4 separate regions of the Mus musculus genome follow, and regions 1, 3 and 4 are each linked to region 2. The links are chromatin loops, found by intact Hi-C in ENCODE. Cell type or tissue: gastrocnemius. All regions are shown on one strand. Links, peaks and the distances in the headings refer to the core of each region. The heading gives the core; the rest is flanking DNA. Region 1 overlaps Frmd6 (FERM domain containing 6). Region 2 holds the start of Frmd6 (FERM domain containing 6). Region 3 holds the start of L3hypdh (L-3-hydroxyproline dehydratase (trans-)). Region 4 overlaps Frmd6 (FERM domain containing 6).

Region 1 (6,049 bases), core at 859-4,858, 59 kb after region 2:
AGACCAGACTGGCCTTGAACTCACAGAGATCCACCTGCTTCCACCTCCCAGGTGCAGGGACTGAAGGTGTGCAAGCCCACGCCTGGCTAGCGGCGACACTCTCCATCCTCCCGGTGAATTGTATTTTTCCCCTTTGAGGGAAAATGATTACTTCTCAAGCGATGAGATCATTCACAGTTTTAATGGGCTGAGAAAACAACTCTGAATCAACATTTGGCTCTGACCTCTGTGTCCTTCCCTGCCAGGCGAGGAGCCGTCCCCTTCTGTCAGGAGAAGATAGATAGATGTAGGTCATTCTGGCAGGAGTAGGCTCACACACATGCTCCGTAGCCTGTTGGGGTTGCCAGTCCTCCTGCAGGCCGCTCTGTCCCTCTCTTCTGTGGCCTCGGCTCTGGCTCAGGCTCTCTCCCCTACTGTTGATGTTCACCGGAACAATGGGTCACCTGCGTCCACAAAGCAGAACCGCCTGGCTGGCTTCCCAAAAGATAGGCCAAGTGTGCTTGACTTTCTGGCAGCTTCCTTCCCATCCGTGTGCGTTCCTCGGTCCTCTTCCCCCACCTGCTCCCCTTCAGGCAAGCACATGCCATCTCTCGGGTCATTCATGCCCTTTATGTTGCCTGATTCAGTAGGCGCTCTCTTCTCCTTTTGCTGAATTTTTCTGCTGCCCTTGGCACCTAGCCACTTACACCAGGGAGATTTCATCCCAATCACGGTTTTTCATGCCTACCTTCAGAATATGCAGGTAATGCCTAAATATGCCTGCCCTGTACAGTGAGGTGGCTACTCATTCCTTAGTTCCACAGACTCGGAACACCCCCAATCACACTCCTCCCTCCCCCACCTCCACAGAAACAGCCCTACCTCTGTTCCCCTGTTGTCAGAGGGCTGGAGGCTGCCATAGGCCCAGTTGCCAGAACCTGGCATCACATGGACTTGGCTTGGCACTGTGCCTCTGCCACATTCCTACCCACATGCTCTGATGTGCCCACTCCATTTCCTGTTACCCTGCTTAGTCCCTATTTTGTCACTATTGGTTTCCTTCTAAGTCTACTGCATCCTTCCGTTTGGCGTTCCCTCCCTGGGTCTCAGAGCTCAGCACAGTGTTGCAGAGCTATTCCTGCTTCGGTGTCCCCCAGCTTGCTCTGAGAGGAGCGAGCCTCTTACTTTACACAGTACCTGCAGGAACTCCCCAGTCACCTGTGGTGTGAAGTCCTGGCTCCCAAGTGTGCAACTCCAGGATCTGGTTGATTTCTTAGACTGGATGCTCTGGCACCATCCAGCTGGTGACTCTACAGATGTGTCCACACAGCTGCTGGGGTGCCTTAAACTTCTGAACCCACCGCAGCCCCAAGCAGGGTTTCTCTCTGCAGCCCCAGCTTCCCTGAAACTGCCTATGCAGACCAGGGTGGCTTAGCACTCACAGAAATGCTCCTGCCTCTGCCTCCTGAGTGCTGGGATTAAAGGTGTGGGCCACCACCGGCCTCCATGTAGAATCCTTTGTGAAGTATGAAAAGTAAGCACCAAACAACAGATGCTGAAGTCACGTTAGAGCTGAAAACTCGCCAGTGTCCCCCACTGCCACCATCCGAAGCCCTTGCTTCTGCTCGTGTTGCCACTGGCTTTTTGTGTTTTCAGACCCTTCTGAAATCCGCATGGCCATTCCCAACACCCTCAGTATGCAGCCACCGGGTGCAGGGTGTAACTCACATTTGAAAACTCAGTGGGGGGCTGGTGAGATGGCTCAGCAGGTAAGAGCACCCTGCTGCTCTTCCGGAGGTCCTGAGTTCAAATCCCAGCAACCACATAGTGGCTCACAACCATCCCTAACGAGATCTGACTCCCTCTTCTGGTGCGTCTGAAGACAGCTACAGTGTACTTACATATAATAAATAAATAAATCTTAAAAAAGAAAGAAAGAAAGAAAGAAAGAAAGAAAGAAAGAAAGAAAGAAAGAAAGAAAGAAAGAAAGAAAGAAAGAAAGGAAGAAAGAAAGCTCAGTGGACCCCATCCAATTCTAAGCCCCAGCAAATCACAGGGAGGGCGTGTTGAATCGAAACCGTTTCCTCCTGTGTTTTCAAGTAGAGTTCCTGGCCTTTCCTGTGAAAACCAGTGTTCCAAAGAGTCCCGCCTGGTCCTTTACCTTCCCCAGATGAACGTTTCTAGTCTCACGTTCTGTGTGGGGGATTGTGGGAGTTAGTGGGACTTCAGTCCTGCAGCTGTTCCCTGACATCATTTCTTCCCACAGTACCATCGTTTAAGAGCGTAATCCGTGAAGTATGTGAAATTACTTCAGTTTGCGTGGGACTTCTGCTCACGTCGGTGACTCTTTAAACCAAAAGAATCTGTTTTCCCCAATTACGATTGTTTGTTCTACCAAGTGGGCGTTATATCTTACAACCTTAACTGGTTCCTCCCGGTAGCCTAAGAAGACAGCGAAAATGGGATAAAAATTAGAATTTTCTAGTGAGAAGTATCCAGCTTCATGTGGCCTGAATTAGCTTCTCATCCTCTTGTCGGTTGGGGCACGGTGTCCCCACAGGTTGTTTCCAAGCGGGGGAAGGACTACATCCTGAAACACATCCCAAACATGCACAAGGACCAGTTTGCCCTGACGGCCTCCGAGGCCTACCTAAAGTACATCAAAGAAGCCGTCCGACTGGACGACGTCGCCATCCATTACTACAGACTGTACAAGGTAGGAAAACCCTCCTTCCTGCGCGAGATTTCAGCTCGCCTGAGAACTCTGCTTTCCTCTTACAACAAGCTGTGGGAAGCTCTTCTTTTGGCCTGCCCTTGGTTACACGTGTCAGGCCTCCGTGGTCTAGCCCGGAAGCAGCATGTTAGAGTTCTTAAATGTTTGTAACGTGTGATAACGAAGGGCTGCGATGGTGATCTGCCTCTGAGGGCCTTATGCTATAGTTCTTTTTCTGCCTGGAAGAGTAACCTTTGCAAGATGTTTGGTGAATGTTATTGTAGTATTGCCCTGTGAAAGCCCCACCCTCATTATATTCCTTTAATTGTGGGAATGTTCCCACCGACCCCAGTGCAGACAGAGCACCGTATGCCTCCTTTTTTTCCTTCAAACCCCCACACTGTATAAAAAGTGATCATTTTATAAGCCAGGAAACTTGAGGCTTAAAAAAGTTAAATAATTCACTAAGGTTGCAAAACCAAGTGGCAGAAATGTGGATTGCAGCCCAGGCTCCTGGGTGACAGAGTTTCTGTGATCAGTTAGTTGCCTCAGGGACTCGGGTGCTCCGTATTCTCTTTGCATCCTATGTATCCCAGGCCTCCTTTCCACAGAGCGCTGTGAAGATGCTCTGCACACTCATGCTGGGCCTCAGCGTGCTCTGCCTTCTCTTCCGTGCTCCTCTCTGTATCTTCCCTATCCTGACAAGGGTCATTCCTGACTAGAACTGGATTCTTCTAAGTACTCAGGGTATATTTGCAAACCCAGTGGGACGAAGTTGTTAAAACATGGCCCGTGGGGTCTGACCGTGGGTTGAATCCCAGTTTGGCTCCTTACTATGTGACCCAAGGCAAGCATTTAACATCTCTGTGCTTCAGATTTCTCATAGGTTAAAGGACACTGGGACCTACCTACCCCTTAGGACTGTGGGAATTGATCAGTGAGCCATACCTGTCACATGACAGGCATGATGATCAGCATGGGATTTTGTTGATATGTTGGTTGTCCCTACCGCACCCCTTACGCTGAGTTAATATAAATGGGACCATTGTCCGGGGAGAATATGTTTGGTCATATTGCTGGGTGGTCATGTTACTAAATGTAACTTCCTGGCTGGTTCCAAAGCTCAGAACACTCCCTCTCCCTCCCTCCCTCTCCCTCCCTCCCTCCCTCCCTCCCTCTCCCTCTACTTTCCTCCCTCCCTCCCTCCTTCCCTCCCTCCCTCCCTTTCCCTCCTTTCTTCTCTCTCCCTCCCTCCGGCTCCCTCAAATTACTGCCTCTCCATCCTAGGAAGGCATATGGAGGACCGTAGATCTCTGTCGAAATTCCTAAAGGGCTGACTCACTTTTTCTGAGAAATTTCATTCTGACATCTCACTCTACACAAGAAAATTCCTATAAGTGGCGTCTGGGACAGTCGGCTCCTATTCTGAAGTATATTAGAAATATAAACAGTACACTGGACAGAGTCCGGCCTTGGGATGGGATGTCAGTTAGAGGCCCTGGGGATCTGGGCAGCTGTACTGGTCATGGGCCATCTCTTGAATAAGGGAGACACTGCACTGTGAAGGCCAGAGGGGTCCATGCAGTAACTAACAGTCCTGACACGGCAAGGCAGGACGCCTGTGACATCAGCAAGTGTTCAGAACGTATCGCTGCTATTGCTTTATTTGCTAGTTTAAAGAAATCTGATTAGAAATTAATCTTTCAATAAAACTGATGTGTACAAATTAATCTTTTTGAAAAAAGAAAAAGAAAATTTGCTTAGTATATAGTTCTGCATTGTATAGAAAATATCTGCTTTAAAAAGACATTTAACAAAAGCTGTAACTGAAGCGGGGAGATGAGTTACTGGTACCTGACAGACACCGCCCACTTGGAGAAGTCAAACCGTTGCATCTGACTCACATACGGGCAGCTCATAAGGGGAAGCAGACCGTTCTGAAGGAAGCACCTTTTGCCTGGTTTCCCATACACGTCTCAGACGTGAACTACAGCACTGCCTTGGCCCCAGGCTTACTTCAGAAAGCGTGGACATCGCCTGGGGAGGGAACCTGCCCTGAGTGTGTGCTGATGGAGCAGGCTCCGTTGAGCCCAGCACTGCATGTGCCTTTCCATGCCAGAGACAGGCCAGGCAAGACCATGCTTTCTAATGCTTCTTCCTGTGATCCTGAGAAAACTGGCCTTAAACTTAATAAAGACCCAGGGGCTGGAGAGGTGGCTCAGTGCTTTGGGGTACTTGTTGCGCTTTCTCAGGACATGGGTTCTATGCCTGCCATCCAAGCAGTGGCTCACAGCCATCATTACTCCAGTTCCAGGGCGTCTAACACCCACTTCAGCTTCTGCCAGCCCTGAGTACATGGGTGGTGCACAGACATACAGCCAGGGAAAATACCCAGGCATATAAGATAAGCCAAAGCATCCTTTGAATTTAATAAAGATTTGACAATATTCATCTATTGTCTTATAATATCTGGTAAAAAAAAAGAATATTTATTAGTAACTTTTAAGGCTTCATGCCTTACTCATTACACATAAGTCCTTGAAGATTGGCCAAATCTGAGCACGTTTTTTAATTGTACTGTTTTTTCCTTACAGTTAAAATGGCTTAAGGTTTATCATTTATATACACATATACATACACAACGGAATGTATATCATATCAGCAATTAGTAAAATAGCACTATCAACCTTCTGAGGGAGAGCCCTCGGTGTTTGGTCACTTGTCTGTCCTTTTTGAATCACAGATAGGGAGCTAGGAAAGCTACAGGATTTGAAAACCATAAAGTCAGACGCAGCTCAGACTGTAACTGGACATTGCCCTGACATTCTAACATCCACACATTCATTAAGCACGGGGAAGGTAAGAACGTTCACATGGCGAGGGCAGCGTGCAGTGCCCATGTGCTGGAGCTCTCAGAGAAATGTGTACCTAGAGTAGTCTCAGAAGTGTGCATACAGCGCTGAACTCTAAACCTGAAGTCTAAGGTGTCTGCAGGAGAGGATGCAGCTGGGTTAGCAAATACTCAAGATTTTTCTTAAGTCTTTCAGGAAACAAAGACTGTGGAAAGATTTGATAAGTTATTTTAAGTAAAACAAAAAAAAAAGAAAAACAAACAACTTACAGTTCTGAAATGTCTTTTTCTTCATTGTTCAGTTGTTTATTATAGAAGGGAAACATGACTTTTCATAAACCTTTATTCTGTCAGGATAAAAGGGAGGCTGAAGGCTCACTGACCCTAGGACTGACCATGCGAGGAATACAGATTTTTCAGGTTCGTATCAAATGGTGTTGGGCAGGTTTTACTACAGAGAATGCTTGTGTGACCCCCACCAAAGCTCAGTCCTCATTTCCCTTTTG
Region 2 (6,049 bases), core at 1,028-5,027:
TGAACTCACCAGTTTCTGACTTTTGTGTCTACATGTGGATCTTAAAAGACCCAGCGCCGGGTTTCAGCTCTTGATTCCTCAATGGCTCTCTGAGAACACTGAGAAATCAGAGAAAGGACAAGAATTACCACAAGTTGAAGTTAATCGGGAATACATAGCAACACCTTGTTATAGACAGACAGACAGACAGACAAACAGACAGACTAAATTCGTATTCCTCTCGACTCTCAGGACGGTTGTACGGTTATCATGCTTTAAAAGAAAGGCATGCTTCTGGATGCTCTCTTACTCTGAGTCCCTACCTGAAAACATTCTAACCTCTGACCCCCAAGTATTTCTCCATTTAATATGGGGATATTACAAATGTTCCAAAGCCACGTTTCTATAATCCAGGCAGTACATAGTCGTTGCTAATCTCTGGGTGATCCCAATATGCTGACAGATTTGAGAAGGACTGGTTCCTAGGCAAACTTCTGTTCCCACAGTGTCTGATGTTTTTCCTGGAGGCTCCAGGCTGAGCACTGCTGCTCCAGAGCATCTCTGTGGCACCACTGAGGATGCTGCAGCTCTGGAACAGCACGCCCATCCTCCCAATCTGCTGTAAGATTCAGGGGGGTCTTTAACCTTTGAACCCCGGGGCTAACCCTATGCTCCATTGTTGGGAGTACTTAATACACCCATGGACTAGAGCCAAAGAAAAACAACGCGAAAAATGATGATATGTAAGTGCTTCTGAAAAAGTAATCATTGAAGATGTGCACGGATGCATCACTTGGTGAAGTATTCCACTTCAGAGAAACATCTCATCGGACCAGCGAAAATAAACTAGATCCCATCGTCAGAGGATAAAACCAGACCACATACAGACCTGCTGCATTCTTCATTGTAAGGAGCACATTAAGAGCCCATCCTGTGATAAGAAACACATCCTTTCTCAGTCCCCTTTAGTTGGCTGCATGCTGCTTCCAAGGGGCATTTTATAAAGTTTATAAAACCAACTTAGATAGCTTGAAATGGTTTACAAAAATATATCATGTAAGAGTGATTATTGTGGTCTTCACACTGTTAATATGACCATTACAATTCAGAAAAAAAAAATTTCACATAGTAAATTTTACCACAATCTAGCCCTGGACAATAAGTCTGATCTCACACTTTCTTTTTTTAAAAAAAGCTCCATAAGATACTTTGCTCTTTGGGTTACCTAATTGCTTTATAATCACAGTTATGTTTCACAGTCTAACAATATGCTGGGGTTTTTTTCTCTGCTAGATTCTCATATATGAAACCTGAAAATAAGTCAGATTTAGGAAACTTTTTTCCAAAATAGTACTATGTTTCTTGTTTGTATGCTGGTTTATCTCATTAGACAGCAGTTGATTACCAATTAATACCCAATTTGCACTCATCCGGAGTAAATATAAAAAGAGAGAAAAATATCTTTTTTTGTACGTGCTCACACTTGTGGAAGCCAGCAACAACTTACTATTCACGGTCTCCAAAATGGAAAGGCAATTGAAAGGTCTGCTGGATAGTTGTTTTGGAGTCTTTTGTTTGTTTTGTTTTGTTTCCAAGACAAGGTTTCTCTGTGTAGTCCTGGCTGTCCTGGAACTCACTCTGTAGACCAGGCTGGCCTCAAACTCAGAGATCCACCTGCCCATCTCTGCCTCCTGTGGGTTGGGATTAAAGGTCTGCGCCACCATGGCCCACCAGGCTGGCTGGCTAGTTTTTATGTCAATTTGACACAAGCTAGATTATTTGGGAAGAGGGAACTTCAACTCTTGAGACCTGCCCCCAACCACACTGGCCTTTGGTGAATTTTCTAATTGATGATTGATGTCAAAGGGCCCAGCTCACATGGAAGGGAGAGGGGCTACAGTCCCTGGCTTGGTGGTCCTACATACATAAAGAAGCAAGCTGAGCCTGGCCGGTAAGAAACACTTTTCCACGGCCATGCCGGGTTTCTGCATTGAGTTCTTGTCTTGATTTCCCTCAGCGACGCAGTGTGACTTGAGAGCTGTGTGCAGAAATAAACGCTTTGGTTTGGTTTGGTGTTTAATCACAGCAATCAGCTATTTCAAATACAGCTTCTATGGGGTATCAAGTGTTCTTCCTCAGGTGTCTGCACCTACATGAAAAAGCTAGAATCTCAGATTCTCCTCACTGGAGCAGCACCATCCACAAAACACTTAGAAGCTTGTAACTGTGGGTGGCAGTGCCCCCACCACACACACACACTTAAGCTGCTAGACACCTAAGCAGGTCCAGATAGGTGCAGCACAAACAAGTGGACTTCGCTTCTTTACCCGACTACCAAAAGGAGCAAAGAACCCTCCATTCCTCTTGGGATCTTTGGGGTTATTGAAATCTTCTAGGGCTGTCTTTTGCACTGCTCACAGCCAAGCCGGCAACCTTCACCAAGGGTACACATCATTTTGAGGGCCACAGGCAGCGGCTGTTTCAACCTGGGGAGACAGACTGAGCGGGGGCGGATGGGCTTAGGCGGCACTCACAGCCCACATGCAGGATAAAAACCGTGAGGTCGAAGTGGGCGCCTGACGGGAGGGGGATAGAGGAATCACGAAATCTCCTCTTCTCGCAGGGGCCGCCCCAGTTCAGATTTATTAAGCCGCAGCTCACGTAAAACAACCACCCCCAGGTAACCCGTCTAGGCCTGTGAGGGAGAGGCTAGGGACTAGGGTGTGCGGGAGGATGGGGGGGGGGGGGGCATGAGCGGAGAAGGGGACCATTCCGAAGGAGGGGAGGGCGGACAGTCTATTACCCTCGCACCGAAGCCTCTGTCCCTTTGGGAAAGGCATGCAAAGCATATCTCACTCTATATAACCCACTTGAGCCCGACTCGGTTATCCGATGTCACCCGCGTCCCCTGGTCCCTGGGTCTCTTCACCCCTCCGCAGGACTCTTGGTTGGGTCCGGGGCGGAGCGGGGCGGGGCGGGGGGGGGCAGCGCTCCACGTGCAGCCGCGATCACCCCAGCTCTCTGCTTCTTCCGCTGCTCGGTCTCCGCCTTCAATTTGGGGCGGGGCGGGGCCTCGAGCAGGGAGGGCGTGTCTCGGGCGGGCCGTGGGCGTGAACTCGAGGGGGCGGAGCGGAAGGCGTGGGCGGGGGGCGGGGCAGCTGCAGCGTTGGTCTGGCGGCAGCAGGAGTGCTGGGAGCTGCGAGTAGGCTCGGCGCCGCTGGAGCAGACGCCGGTTGTGAGTCGGAAGCCTGGCGCTGTCGACTTTGGAGGTACGCGCGGGAGCGGGCGCCGGCCTGCTGGCCCCCTTTCTGGGACGGCGCGCCCTGGCCGCCGCTGTGCCCCCTGCTGGTCTAAAGTGCGATTCCCGGCTTTGCCGCTCTCGGCGTCTTTCTTCTTTCTCACGGGGCTCTGGGCGTCGGGCACCGGGCGGGCAGGTCGCCTCTCCGCGAGTTGGAGCTCGCCCACGCCGGGGCGGGAGGCCCGGGGCCCCCGGGCAGCCTCGGCCGCGAGGGAAGCGCGGAGCTAGGGGGCTGGGCTCTGCGTTCCTGCGCCCCGATCTCCGAGACTCTGGCTCGAGGGGTGCCTGCCTGTAGCGCCCCGTCCGTAACTAGCTGGGACGAGCCGTGAGTCCCGCGTACCCGAGCGATGTGCGGTATTGCCTGTTGTGCGCGCAGGCCGGACAGCCCACTTCGGGAAGGCACCCCAGCGCGTCTGTCCGGTATCCCCGCCAGTGCCTAGTGTGGGAAACCCTGAAGGGGGCCTTGGGGACACACGAGTCCCGGGTGCGGCCTGCAGAATTTTGGTTTCTGGAGGAACTTAACACGACCAGGTAAAGGAGACCACTAGCCTCCCCTCCGGGAAAGCGGGGATGTGGACAGCTCGGGGCCACCCAAGTGAAGTCTACAGGATTTAAACAACACTTGGAGTTCTAGAATGGCTTAGCCTGATGGTGGAGCGCTTTCTTAAAGGCAGGAATGGATGGAAAGCTGTCAAAGCAAGCACATTTAAAGTTGAGATAAAAGCTGGAACAATTTTCAGACCGTACAGTTGTGTGGCTAGTGTCGGAAGAAATTCTGGCTCAGTGGCCCCCTTACACCTTTGGGGGATTTGTTTATTTATTTATATAAGCGGCCAGTCTGTTTTGCTAGCATTGCACCCCGGGAGCTGTGTAGTGCCCACTGCGAGGAAGGAAAACTTGTGCAAGGATTCTCGGCGCGTTTGAACGTGGAAGGGAAAGCGTACCTTGCCAGATTTTCCACGCATGATTCCCCCCTTTCTTTGGACCGAGTGGTGTTTGTTTACCGGTCTTCGAAGCATCCACCTACATTTAGTTTTTGCACGAAATACCCACTGTTGCCACAGTGTGTAGTTTGGGGATTAGAGAATGCTTTTGGAGAAAACTGCTAGTGGCTTCATTTTCCAAGAATGTAAGTCATTTCCTTTCTGTGGTTTCAGGGAGTTGATATTTCACAGCATCAAAAACTCTGTGGGGAAAATTTTCCGTAATACATCTGTCATTTAAAAGGCCTGTGACTTTTGAGTTTTCTTAAGAACAGAGCATAAATTTAGGCCCGACTTTGTTGAAAGGACAAAAAGAGTTTTTGTTTGTTTGTTTTCTCTTATCCCGAATCTAGAGCATTGAGAGTGCTGTAGAAAGTTGTAACAGCCAAGACCTACAAATGGCTTGCAGGATGGAGAGTGGGGGAGGGGAAGAGAGCAGAATGGAGCAGGAAAACAGATGCCTTTTGCTTCGGTCCTTTGTAGTAAAACTTCTAGCACCTAATCATTTTCCTTGGGTGTGGTTTTGAGAAATTATAGTTTTACGTTAAAAATGAGAATACTCCACAACTGGAGGTGGTTGACATGGAAATGTGAGGGTTTTAAGGGGAGGGTATGTTTATAAACATACTCACTTAATATTTTATAGTAAAGGAGACCTCTGGTAGATTATTGGATGGCGAGGGTCCCCCCGGGGATATCCTATATCAAGTTATCTGCAGGATATCTTCTCCAGAAAGCAGACTGACTGTAATAAGAACTACCCCCCCTTTCCCCGCCCACCTACCAGCTTTGAGTGGCTTACAGAAATACCTGCGATCTGACACAGTCACAGCTCTTGCAGGGCTCAAAACATTTTGAGCCAGGCAAATCTTCTGACTTTCCCATCGCTTCCTTTTTGGGGTTAGCAGGGGTTAAGACATCAGTTTCAGATACACAGTCTGAGGGTGTAGATTTGAGATACCCCGAGCTTTACAGGAAAATACCCGAAAGCAACACGGGCAGGCTGGAAGCCCTCCTTTTAAAACAAAATGCTCCCGTATGCTATACAGGTTTTTTAAAAATCTGCCATTCAACTGGGTTGGCTGAATTGGGGGCTGTTGGAGACCATTCCACATTTAACTATGCTTATAAAGCTTTTGGCTTTCAGAACTTATGACATAATGGGCTGTGTAGCCTTTTGTGGCAGTTGCTTGGAATGCAGGTTTCAAATAGAATTGTTTTGGACAGAGTCCTCAGTTTTTAAGAGTTCTGTGTAAATGACTCCTGTCTCACAACTAAGTTTCTGATAAAAGAATTCTTTGTAGTTTTCAACTTGAATGTTTTACGTTTTGATTTCTAGAGCCGTGTTTTCTTTCTTTTTCTTTTTTTTAAATAAAACCTGCAAACAATTATTTTATTACATGAAAGCCAGTACCAAGAAGAGATTAATTCAGTCCAGATGTAGAAATGTATGTGAATTGTAGGTTTGGGTGATCTCAACAAGTTTGCCTTTTGTTGATGAGGCTGTCTGGATCCCAGATGGCATCCACAAATTATCCCATAGGCCTGTTTCTGAATTGAAGTCTGAATTTCATGGGCTTTCTCCAAAGTCGCTTTAATGTTATTTTAAATCTTCTCAAGAGTAGAAAGCTTTCTGGACATACGCAGAGAGGGCTATTTTCCTGTTATTCCTAATTGAGCCTCATAGTGACCTAGTGTAGTACATGGAGTCTGTTTCTGGATGTAAGAGCAGGAGGTATATACCCTTTAGGGTAACTAGCCTTAAAGAGGGTTGGTTTTAGTTATTTGA
Region 3 (6,049 bases), core at 1,205-5,204, 1.3 Mb after region 2:
CGAGACAGGGTTTCTCTTTATAGCCCTGGCTGTCCTAAAACTCAATTTGTAGACCAGGCTGTCCTCGAACTCAGAAATCCGCCTGCCTCTGCCTCCCGAGTAAAGGGATTAAAGGCGTGCAACACCCACCCCCCCCCACCCCCCCACCCCCCCGTCGTAAGTGTACATTTTTTATGGAGGGCACATTCATAGCTATCCTGGGCAAATGGACCCTGCAAGTTGCATGCTGGGTACTCTTGCTACAGGGACACCTGGGATGAGAGATAAAACAGCTGCCAGTTGATTCCTAAGAGGGATGCTCCTCTTTGTAAATGTCCCGATTATGCAGATTATCTGCTTAGTCTATACCATAGAACCCAGAAACCCCGTCCATGTTTCTGTATCTCCAGGAAACAATCCTACATATCTTGAAGTCTCTGTTTCTTGACGAATATTTTTTTTTCAGATATTTAAAAAATTCTGGGCTGGTGAGATGGCTCAGTGGGTAAGAGCACCCGACTGCTCTTCCAAAGGTCCGGAATTCAAATCCCAGCAACCACATGGTGGCTCACAACCATCTCTAACAAGATCTGACGCCCTCTTCTGGAGTGTCTGAAGACAGCTACAGTGTACTTACATATAATAAATAAATAAATCTTTAAAAAAAAAATCTACCAGTACTCAAGAAGTGGGCCAGCCTAGTCAACGTAGAAATTCCAGGGTTCCATTCCAGCCAGGGCTACACAGTGACCCCCTGTCTCAAAACAATAAAACAATGAACACTCATTAATTTAAGAAAAAAAAATTTTAACAATGTTTCATACCCTCATTACTAACCACAAAAACCTCTGAGATAAAATGAAGGTACAGACTCAGTCAAGGAGTCTGTGAACTTTGCCTAAGGTTGGATGGCTTTTGAGGGGTTGTGAACTTGTGTGTCCAGCCAAGGACTTTGTTTCTCAACAAGGACAGCAATAGCTTTGCTTACAAATTTAGTGCCTTTCAGAGTCATTTAGTTCTTACCAAGCATATTCTAAGCTATGCTCGAACTCTGGTACACACACTGTCCTTTGGTCCTTAACTTCAGTCTACTGTGAAGCGGCTATGAATCCTGACAAGCAAGGAATGAGGATCTTAAAAAAAGGAAGCGCACAATTCATCCGCATTCCACTCTAAGCTCCCCCCAGGCCTTGTGAGCATGGATCCGCTCAGCAGGACAGCAGAATTGCATCCACCAAACCTGTAAGGCAAAGACACTGAAGCGTGTTTGCAGTAATTTGGAATTACCTTTTTATTAATCGCAAGGGCAGGCAGGGTGGGTTAGTTGCGCAGATATATTCAGCCACAGAGCAGTGGTTAGATTCGCGGATTGTCTCAACCGGGTCTAGTGAGTCTCACCCTTTACCTGAGGCCAGGACAAAGGCTGGGACGCTGTGGAAGCGCACAGGGCCGCAACTGCGGCCACCTTCACACTCTACGAAGGCGGTCACCAGACCACACGGGCAGTGGATGTTGACCTGAGCCTCCCGGGCGCCTTTTGGGGGAGCGGGCACCAGTCCAAAGTCGAGCGCGAAGCGGCCCAGCGCTAGCACCGCGTGACCGCACATGGAGCTGTAGCCTTCGTTGTGCAAGAACAGGACGCCTAGGTGTGCGTCTGGCAGCTCACTGGGCACCAGGATGGCCCCGTACATGTCCCGGTGGCCGCGGGGCTCGAACACGAGCCGCCGCCGGATGTAGTCGAGGTGTTGACGCATGTAGCGACGCTTGGCCAGCAACGTGGGCCCTGCCACCTCCGGACACCCGGCGTGCACGATGCGCAGAGGCTCGCCGCCTGTGTGCATGTCCACCACCGACAGTGCTGGCGTCCTCGGGTCGTTTGGGGGCAGCCGGGTCACTGCCAGCGCCGCCTCCATTGTCTGCGTCCAGGGACTGCCGCACAGCGCGGTGGTGCTCTCTCCAAGCAGGGAGAAAGCGCCAAACCCAACGGGAGAACGCGCAGAACCGGTGGCAATCTCAGGGCCAAGCCGGCGAGCAGAGATCACCCAGCGACCAGCGTCCGGAATCTTAGACTGGGCGCGCCCGAGCTAGCAGGATTCAGAGTTAGACTCCCAACAGGGGCGAGCCTGGGCGACAGGACAGGGAGCGTGGGCAGGGATTAGAAAACTAGACCCCCCAAATGGGGGCGTGGCTCCAGAGGTTTGAACACACGGAGGGGGCGGGGCTTCGGAACTTGCTCCAGCAGCGGGGCGGGGCTCGGAGGCTGGACTGCTCGGCGGGGGCGGGGCCTCGGAGACTAGACACGCGGCAGGGGCAGGGCCTAGAAAAGGAGCCAATAAAATAGGGGCGGGGCTCCAGAGACTACTCTGCGGAGGCGGTGCCTAGAAAACTAGCCCGCACGATGGGGGCGGTCCTCGGAGACCTCAATGCAGGGTAGGAGCGAGGCCTCGGCGACTTGAATGCACGGGGTGGGCGGAGCTACGAGCTTCGTCTAGGAAACGGGGGCGGGACCTCAGGGCCCCTTCAAAGAGACACTGGAGGCGGTGGAGACCAGTTCAAGTTGGAGGCAGGGCGGGGACGAGACCTGAGTCTGGACCCGGAAAAGGTGGAGCCTCTGAGCTCAAACCCGGAAGCGAGAGAGAGAGAGAGAGAGAGAGAGAGAGAGAGAGAGAGAGAGAGAGAGGCTTCCAAGCCTAGATTAGGAAACTAGGTTTCTGGGAATCCTAGGCCTGGAAGTCCGCCGCGTGCACCCCCGACACCCCTAGCGGGGGAAGCGGTGGTGGGGCGGGACTCGGAGCCGAATGTAGCAGGGGCGGGGTTCCAGCGTGCTTGCCAGGCTAGCGGGAGGCGGAGCGGCTGAGAGCGCTGTGGCCCGGATGTTCGGGCGCTGCGTTCGGACCCGCTGATCCCCGGCTTCTCAGGGGAACCTAGTGTGGCCAATGGGTAAGTGGTCGATTAGGCTGCGGGCGTGTCTCTGTCCTTTTTTCCTATTGCTTTTCCTCGCATTGTCTTGGGCTCGCCATCGGGCCGACAGCTCTGCTGCAGCGAGCAGCCTGGCCCTTGGCTGCGCTGAGCCCAGGCACTGACTTCTCCCGGGGTTGGGATGGTCTGCTCCAGAATGGCTGGAGAAGAGCGCTTGTGCAGAATTAAAGGCTGAGTCTTTGTTGTGCTCTTCCTGTGTCCCTTCCTTCAGTCCCTTTGTTCTTGTCCAGGAAAGCATTCCTGGTGGTTGACTTCAGAATTAGAAGCAGAGTTAGAACAGGACAAGGAAGCAGAACCTAATTGCCACGAGACTTGCTTTTTCAACCTCAAATGTAATAGTTGTTTTTCAAGACAGGGTTTGTCCTTGTAGCCTTAGTCGACCTGGAACTTGCTCTGTAGACCAGGCTAACCTCGAACGCAGAGTTCCACCTGCCTCCGCCTCCATAGTGCTGGGTTGAAAGGCGTGCACTATTACACTGGACATCAAATGTAAATACATTAAGCCCTTCACAAAGGGTCTTAGACTGCTGCAGAAAAAAACAAGGACAACATTTTAGCTATAGCTCACCAATGGCTATGAAAGGTTGTACAGATTCTTCTCGTTAGGTAAATGAGCTTTGGTTTGTTGGCCTTGGTTTTGAGATCTTTTAGACGCAAAGCCCATGGAGAAGGGACTTCCTTCTCATTACAGTTCAGTTGTGTTTAAAAAAGGTGTTAAGGATTGGCTGGAGAGATGGCTCAGTGATTAAGAGCACTTGCTGCTTTTCGTGGGGTTTGATCCCCAGAACCTCCACAGCGGCTCAGGACCCTTAGTAACTGCAGTTCAGTGGCTCCTATATCCCTTTCTGACTTTCTCCTCTTTTGGCCTCTGCGGGAACTTGGCTGGTACATGGTGCACAGACATAAATGCAGGCAAAACACAAATACACATGAAAACACAATACTATAATAATAAAAGTTTGTTTTTAAGATTATAAAATAAAGAAGAATTTTTTTAAAAAAAAGATGTCAGATACTTGGTAAAGTGAAAATATCAAACATGAGACATTTCAGACTTTTTTCTGTTTTCCCTCGGCAACATAAGTCCCCCCAAAAAACAACAACAACAACAACAAAAAAAACAAAAACAAAAAACAAAACTGTTCTCCAGGAATTTGAAAGGAGAAAGGGCCTTGTAACCAGAGTCTCCACATGAAAAGTTTGAGGAAATTATTGTTCAGCAATAATAACACGTGTAAATTCACACGTAGGCCAGCATTGTTTTGGATTCATTTCATAGCAAATGGCAGATTCTTACAGAAGCCAGCCTCACTGCCATCGTCCTCTGAGTACCTTTGTGGCTTTGAGCAGCACTTTCCATAATTGGTGTAGAGGATCAGGTGTCACTGATACAGAGGAGTAATTTCTCTTCGATGAAGTCTTAGATAATTTGGAGATCCTCGGGTTTTTGTCTTAAAAGAGCTGTTTTTAATTCCCCTCATCCCTTTAAGAAATTGATTGCAAGAAATTGATTGTTCTCAAGTAATTGCTCAGAAGCTCAGTGCCAGCACTGATGGGATCTACCCTTGTCAAAAATCATAAAAACTGGGCTAATGCTTTGATATGGAGGTGAATTGATTTGTTTTAAAGACCTACCTTCTGCTCTGAAGTTCTCTTTTCAGAATGTGGACAATTCAGCATTTCTGTTATGAATAAAAAATGAGTCTGTGTGCCCAGTGTCTCTATTTGGCCAAATGAAGAATAGTGACTGTAGCTGGTCTTTGTAGTTTTACCACTCCTTATCAATAGATAGGAGAGAAAGATGCACAGGTGGGGGGGGGGGGGTGTTTAGATAATAAAGATCTCTGAATCTAATTTTTTTCTTGCTTCTTCTTTGCTTGTAGCTGGCCTTTGCTGCTTTGCAGATTCTTTTTCCCCCGACATACACTCTCTGGTCCTCCTTTCTCCCAGTTTCATCCCCTGTCACCAGATAGGAGAGAAGGAAGGATGGGGGAGGGGAATAGAGCTCCTTGAATTTCTTCTTGTTTCTTCTTTGAACATAGCCACTGACTGCACCCAAACCTCCTCAACGACCAACCACCCCTACCCTGCCTCTCAGAGCCCTACCATTACTCTCTGAAGAGTTTCCAGAATTCTAAACGTCACACAACTGCAGGAACCTTCTGCTAGAGCCCGAGGCGAATCACAGTCAGCTGCTGTGAAGCAGCCTCATATCCCATCCCCATGCCTGAGACTAAAATGAAAGCATAGTATTTTGAATTCTCACTACAAGTGGCTTTCTATCCGAGATTTTTCTTTTCTTTTCTTTCTTTTTTTTTTAAGTTTTATTTATTTATTTTATGTATGTGAGTACACTGTCTCTGTCTTCAGACACACCAGAAGAGGGCATCAGATCTCATTAAGGATGGTTGTGACCCACCATGTGGTTGCTGGGATTTGAACTCAGGACCTTCGGAAGAGCAGTCTGTGCTCTTAACCGCTGAGCCATCTTTCCAGCCCCCGTGATTTCTTTTAATTAAAATTTTAAGTTGTGTGCTTGTGTATGGTGTATGATAGGCATGGGGCTGGGGGTGTGCCTGCTACAGCCCACACATGGAGGTCAGGAGACAGCTCTCTGGAGTCCTCTTTACCATGGGCTCTAGAAGTCAAGACTCCTGAGTTAGTCAGGCGTGCTCATCAAGCGCTTTTACCAGAGCTACCTCTCTGGCCCCTATCAGGGATTTCAATAATAATAATAATAATAATAATAATAATAATAATAATAATAATAATAGTTCTTATGACCTTATAACCAATGAAACTCTAAACTCCAATCATAGGGACTGGCTTCCTAGAGCCATTGGGAAGATTCAGGGTTAGGTGTCTGGGGCTAGAACCTGCTGTGCTGGTTAGAATAGGAGACTCCAGAAGAGCAGCAAGATGCAAGTATAACTTTCTGTGCTGTCACAGTGTGACAGTGTGTCGAGACTTGTCTGTTATGTAATTTTAAAGTGAGGTTGAGATAGTTGTTGTCAGTTACTTCAGCTATTCTCAGGCTACTCTTGTTTATAATCACAAAAGATGTTACTATACTGGCATTTGTTTTTAAAAA
Region 4 (6,049 bases), core at 1,143-5,142, 52 kb after region 2:
TAAAGGAGAGTTTGCAGTGTGGTGAAAGAGCAGTGGAACGGCAGTCAGGTGACCTGGTTCAGATTCTGGTTCTACTGCTGGCTAGCAGTCGTGTCTGAAGGGGTTCAGACATGCCACCAGACTTCCCTCACTGTCAAGACAATGTAATGTGACAGACAGAAGCTGCTGTTGTGCCAGCTTTGCAGGATGGACGTGCATTTCAGAATTTGCATCACAGGTTTTTCGTTCTTAGTGTGGATTTGGATTCCCAGGCAGGTGAGGAGGAAGTATAGAGGGTTCTAGAACACCATGCACATGCAGGTATAGCGTCCCCACTGTCATCCCCAACCTGACACTCTATCGCCCAGAGTCCATCCTTCCCACGTGGCTTCCCTCCTGGTGTTTGTATCCCACGACTTTAGACAGATGTACTGCATGTATCCACCATCGGGGTGTGGAGGATGGCTTTACTGCCTTGAAGCCACTCACACCATTTTAAATTGGTGACTGAAATTGTCACTGTCTGTTCAATAGTTGGAAAGAATGTACTTTGAACATTGGCATTTTTAAGATTCAGTCAATCTAACACTCTTTAAAAATCCATCTAAATAGCAAGAATCACAATGCCATTCTTTCAGTTTTGTATTGAAATAATTTCAAAGTTCCAAGAAGACAATGAGAGTCTCCTTAGGTATTAACACCAACATTTCTTCCTCCATCTGTGATCTACCTTCCTGTTTCCCATCTCTCCACACGTGAGACCAGCAGCATCTTCTACGTAACCACGTGGCAACATTACAATCAGGAAGTCCATGCCCCAGTGCTAAGTAGTCTTTAGTTTTCTCCAGGGGTCCTAGGACTGTCCATCATAGTCACAGATGGTCTGGTTTCAAGTCTTTATTCTTCAGCCACCCCTCAGCCTCCCTTGTGGCCTTGGCTTTTTTTTTTTCCTCCCCCTTTTCTTTTTTTAAGAGAACAGTCAGGTTACTTTGTGGAATGTCCTTTAATTTGGGTTTGGTTTATGTTTCCTTATGGTTAATTCAGGTTATGCGTGATTTGGGTGGGGATATCAGATAAATGATAAAGTGCCATTCTCACTGTACAGTATCATGGGGCACACTAATTATTTATGTCCTTATGGTGATGTTAGTTTTGGCAAAAGTTCCTCCACACACTTTCTGTGATATCCGTGAGCTCGAGTTAACACTTCTGATGACAATCCAGTTCCATGAGATTCAGTCCGCCTCTTCTTTCCATTGCTTATGGCTTCTTTCTTCAACAGTGAGAAACCTGGCTTATTTGCTCGCACATTTAGGAGTATATTATATATAAAGGATATTACAGAGGTACAGAGTAGTCTAGGGCAAAGTTTGGGAAGGGGAACGCAGCTCTTCTGCTCAGTTTGTGTCTACCAGTCTATATGTGTCCAGCTACCCAGAGTTCTCAAGCTAGATAGCTCTGGTCACACTGTCAAGTGACAGACACATAAAGGTAATTTAAGGTGTGCACTGTGCTCACAGACTCCCCGAGACTCTGGCAGCACACGAGGGCTGCACAGGTCGCAGCTAGACAAGGGTCTCAGGCTGAGAGGGGGAAGGAGTGCCCATTCCTAACCCAGACGCTATCTCTAATTAACAACCACTTACAGGAAAGCTTAGTTTTTTTCTAGTGGCGTCTCACTGGGTATACACACCACACTTAAGGGAAGGCCCCATGCCCAGCGGGAGATGACCAACACAATACTCAATGGTATTTTTGTAGACATTTTGTCTTGTATTGCTTTGTTTGGGTATTTTTTATCTTAACTGTTCTTTTGTTTGTATATTATTGTTTCTGATTTTGCATTTGTGTGGGTGTTATTTGTGTGGGTGTGTGTATGTTTCTCGTGCTTTTTCTTTGTTTTGTTTTTTAAATTCTGATTTTTATTATTAGCATTTTTTTTTCTAAAGAACTAGAGGAAGCATGGAATTGGGTGGGAATGGAAGGGAGAGAGGATATAGAAGGAATGGGGAGGGGAAACCACGATCAGAATATAGTCTATGAAGAATTTATTTTCAATAAAAATAAAATGTAAATATGCATGTGCTGCTCTGAGCAGTCTCCCTTCTGGTCATCATTGTGCTGCTTCCAACAGGAGCTCAAACCACACACTAGTCAGAGTCATGTTCAGTCAGAAAGATGAAAGGCTAGGAGGCAGCTTCTACTGACCTGGGTGTTGGGTTAAGTGGAAGATGTTAAGAGGCCTGAACAGCCCACTTACAGACAGAGTAGCTTCCGTTTTCAATGACATCTTCCAGTCAACCCCAGCGTTCATCAGGGTTTTACTGTGCAGTCAGCTCACATCTTCCTGGAATGAGAATGGTGCACGTCCCTTCATTGGGAAGGTCGTTATGGAGCATCCAGAAGAGGATGCCTTTAGTGATGGAGAAAAAATTAGCTGGAGTGAGTGAGTGTGTGTGAGTGTGTGTGTGTGTGTGTGTGTGTGTGTGTGTGTGTGTGCGCGTGCACGTGCGCGCGCATGTGTGTGTGTGAGGGTGTGCGTGTGTGCATGCGCATGTATTAATTAAAGCCTTGTACAAAATCGGAATGCCAAGGACTTCTCCTGTGGAATAGATCTTTGCAAAAAATTCTCTCAAAGAAAAGTTAAAGAAAAAAAATGTGTTTGGCCCGGCTTGTTTCCTTATGTTCCGCTCACATTATGTAAGTTCCAGGAGACAGATTTTCTGTTCCCTTTAAAAACATGTCACCACTCCAGCCCCACTTGAGGGATTGTTTGGAGTCAAATATTGTTTTTCCGCAAGACTTTTCTCTTGTGTGGATAGATCCTGAAGGCAGACCGAGGGCCGGTTTGTCCTTCTGGCAAGCTCGTGCCCTGGTGTGGGGAACACAGAATGGATGTTTTAAAAGCCAACTCCTCAGAAAGCAGGTGTTGGCCCATGCTTGGACATGTGCTACCATCAATGCCCCAGTGTTCAGAGCGACCGAGCACAGTACTGCTGTGTCAGCATTTTTCACCTATGAGAAGATTCTTCTCCCCACTAAACCGAAGTGTTTCTCTAAGCTGTGTGTCCACAGGAATGGACGCTCAGTGGTCTGTAAAGATCCTGGAAGCTAAGCACATGTGGTCATTAGAAACCACATGTCTTCTAAGCTTTTCATCCTCTAGAATCTCGAGTGCTGTGTTGCAGAAGCAAAAGACCCCGTCAGCTCAGTAATGTCCAGCTTGTGCCCTTGTGTCCTTTTGTGTCCTTATGCAACATTCTCAGATCAGGAGGCTGGTTTCTGGAATTGTAGCTTTGGGTAGTTTTTTTTTTCTTTGAAACAAATCTTTTTTCTTTAGCATCTCTCTCTCTTTTTTTAATGTGCAGATAATGAACATGTATATATGGAATTGTCACAAAAGCTTTATAAGTATTGTCCAAAAGAATGGAAAAAGGAGGCCAGCAAGGTACGGCAATACGAAGTCACTTGGGTGAGATTACATTTATACGCAAAATTCTTTTTATTCTGTAAAAATGTTTATTTTAGCTGTCACGTTAGAATAAAAAAAATCATAGGCAATAATTTACCCAGTAGAAACTGAAAAGGGGAAATGAATTATAAGCACTGAAATGCCTTGTGGATCAGATGTGAGTACCTGACAGCATAAACCGATAGGTTACAATGTTTTCATAATCATGGGGTAGTGCTTTACAGTGAAAAGCAGGAGAGAGGATCTGATTTTCTCCTGTGACAGTGTTGTCAAAACTTGTAGGAGGCTTTAGTAATTTTTAAATTTGCTTTTTTTATGGTTCTTGCATCCAAGCTTTTGTTGTTTCACTGTACAGCATGGTATCTTTATGTAGTTAATATCAGTCAGGTTGGGGGAAGGGGAAATCACAGGCTGGTCCCCGTAGTTTCTGCCATCACCTAGTGAGTCAGGAATGAAGTTACATCCAATCCCAGATCCTCCCATAGCAGTGCAGGGGATCCTCCATAGCAGTGCAAGGGATCCTCCCATAGCAGTGCAGGGGATCCTCCATAGCAGTGCAGGGGATCCTCCATAGCAGTGCAGGGGATCCTCCATAGCAGTGCAGGGGATCCTCCATAGCAGTGCAGGGGATCCTCCATATCAGTGCAGGGGATCCTCCCATAGCAGTGCAGGATTCTTGGGCTAAGCTGGAAGGGGACTTCAAAGCCAACTGCAGAGCAAAGCCCCCAACATTTAAGTAAACAAGCTGTGTGCTAGAATGTGCTGTGTGGAATGCTGAGGGAACAAGACAGCATTTGTAATAGGGAGCAAATGGTCACTGCAGGGAACAGAGCTGGGCCAGGAGCCGGCTCTCAGCTAGAAATTTCCATGACATTTATTTTTATCTTCCCTTATGTTGCCATTGGCAGCATGGCAAGCAGGCGAGTGAGAATCCGGAGAGGGAGGGTGCCCTGCTTTACGTTGTAACTTCTTGGTCGGATGTGGACCTGGTGCCCGTGTGGGACAACTTTCCGCTGCTACAAGCCCCATGTTAGGAACAGATGAGCCTGTTTGTGTTTGGAAATGTGCCTTGCAAGTGACGGTAGCGTGGTTGTGTTTGATGCCTGTCTTGGAGATAACAAAACACAGCTCACTGCATGTGTCTCTGTCTCAGGGCATCGACCAGTTTGGGCCCCCCATGATCATCCACTTCCGGGTGCAGTACTACGTGGAGAATGGGAAGCTGATCAGGTATGAGAACAGGCCACGGGCCGGAGCCTCGGTGCCCTCTGCAGCGCTTCTTTCGGCAGACACCAAGCACATCCTGGTGCCAGCGCTGCCTGCCTTCCGCCTGTTAGCACATAAACGCTGCAGCAGCAGCAGCACTTGGGGCTTTGCTTGTTTCTTCACATTCTTGTATTCTTGGTGCCCACCACACCAGAGGCACATTGGTTTCTTCCTGAGTGTGGCAGGCTGAGGGAGAAAACGTTAATGCCACCAGCTCACATTTGCACACTCAGCCCAAAGGAGCTGTCAGTGTTTTGGAACAAGATTTATTAAATATGCTTATATTCTTTCCCAAGAGGGACAGGGCCACAAACTCTCAAACTCCTTGGTTTTCCATTAGCCTGGTTTCCCCTTCACTTGAGGTCTTGCTCGTACTCTTAATCACTAGTTTAAAAATTAAGAGTAAGCACACATCTTTAATCCCAGCACTTGGAAGGCAGAGGCAGGCAGATCTCTGCGGCCAGCCTGGTCTACAGAATGAGTCCCAGGACAGCCAGGGATACATAGAGAAACCCCTTCTTGAAAAACAACAAGAAACTAAGTGTGAGCCTGGAGAAGGGGGAGCTTCCTATGAAATCAAGGGTGCAAGCTGAGGGGCGGAGAACAGACTCTATCTTCTTGGAAACGGATGCATGATCCGTGTCAGGGTGTAAACTAGACTTAGCTGGTTGTGAACCTCTTTCTTTGGTGTGGGATTCAGTGCTAGAGATTACACTTCAGCGAACAGAAACTACAGGAAACATGAGCTTGTTTTCCTTTTCCTTTTAAACTTTGAGAGACCTTCATATGAAAGAAGAAATACGCGGGGCTAATGTTCCATGAAAAGCTAGCATTTGCTATTTTCTGTCGTCAGCAGGTGCAAAGTAAGAGTAAGGAGTATTAGTACATAGAGCATATTTCTAAGGCCTAGAAAGGTCATTAGTCAGCCTTCGCCTGCATGAAGTGCACACCCACTTTATATGGTAGGGATGGAATGCCCTGTAAAGAAGGAAAATAGATGACTTAGCCACGAGTAAACCCCATAGGGCTAATGAATGTTAACCCTTTATCTCTGTGCCCCCGCCCCCGCCCCACATACACACAGACACATACATACATACACCATCCAACAGCACTGAGTAGTGCCCTATCCTCGGGAAAAGAATTCCACAGATGCCTTCCCCTTAAGCTCTTCATCCTTAGCCCTGGTCTTGGTCTTAGGCACATATGTTTCTGTTATCATCTGCTGGTGAGCTGTGACCGCAGGTAGAGGCCAGGGACCTCCCTGAAGGCGCACACAGCCACAGTTGTTTTCCTTAATTATAATCTGCTCATGAACATTTCTTCTGATGT

What was found. A loop is a pair of places that touch in the nucleus more often than their neighbours do. Peaks named below come from ENCODE experiments on the same cell type or tissue, not always from the same donor. Only the 100,000 strongest peaks of a DNase experiment are listed, where the experiment ranks them.
Region 1: a loop joins it to region 2, with 2.3 times the contacts of the local background. A loop is called at or near these places in 12 of 42 quality-filtered maps.
Region 3: a loop joins it to region 2, with 7 times the contacts of the local background. A loop is called at or near these places in 3 of 42 quality-filtered maps.
Region 4: a loop joins it to region 2, with 4 times the contacts of the local background. A loop is called at or near these places in 12 of 42 quality-filtered maps.

The regions. Positions count from the first base shown.
Region 1 is chr12:70,881,127-70,887,175 of GRCm38, forward strand. Frmd6 (FERM domain containing 6) reads left to right here. Exons shown (of 14, transcript NM_028127.3): 7 at 2,540-2,695; 8 at 5,898-5,963. Among named protein-coding and RNA genes, the nearest start is that of Gm32664, 19 kb to the right of the region's middle. In gastrocnemius, for the core only: a CTCF peak has its summit at 3,181; DNase peaks (open chromatin) are centred at 918 and 1,576; H3K27ac peaks cover 1,294 bases.
Region 2 is chr12:70,822,326-70,828,374 of GRCm38, forward strand. Frmd6 (FERM domain containing 6) reads left to right here and starts at 3,189. Exons shown (of 14, transcript NM_028127.3): 1 at 3,189-3,248. In gastrocnemius, for the core only: a CTCF peak has its summit at 3,316 (motif pointing left); DNase peaks (open chromatin) are centred at 2,631, 3,073, 4,182, 4,693 and 1 more place; H3K4me3 peaks cover 3,062 bases; H3K27ac peaks cover 3,228 bases.
Region 3 is chr12:72,083,265-72,089,313 of GRCm38, forward strand. L3hypdh (L-3-hydroxyproline dehydratase (trans-)) reads right to left here and starts at 2,049. Exons shown (of 5, transcript NM_026038.2): 1 at 1,385-2,049. The coding sequence starts at 1,892. Jkamp (JNK1/MAPK8-associated membrane protein) reads left to right here and starts at 2,575. Exons shown (of 7, transcript NM_024205.2): 1 at 2,575-2,919. The coding sequence starts at 2,916. In gastrocnemius, for the core only: a CTCF peak has its summit at 2,760; DNase peaks (open chromatin) are centred at 1,575, 2,346, 2,780, 3,360 and 1 more place; H3K4me3 peaks cover 2,703 bases; H3K27ac peaks cover 2,940 bases.
Region 4 is chr12:70,873,813-70,879,861 of GRCm38, forward strand. Frmd6 (FERM domain containing 6) reads left to right here. Exons shown (of 14, transcript NM_028127.3): 4 at 3,348-3,451; 5 at 4,605-4,681. Among named protein-coding and RNA genes, the nearest start is that of Gm32664, 27 kb to the right of the region's middle. In gastrocnemius, for the core only: no CTCF peak of the experiment used is centred there; DNase peaks (open chromatin) are centred at 3,026, 4,320 and 4,683; H3K4me3 peaks cover 730 bases; H3K27ac peaks cover 2,038 bases.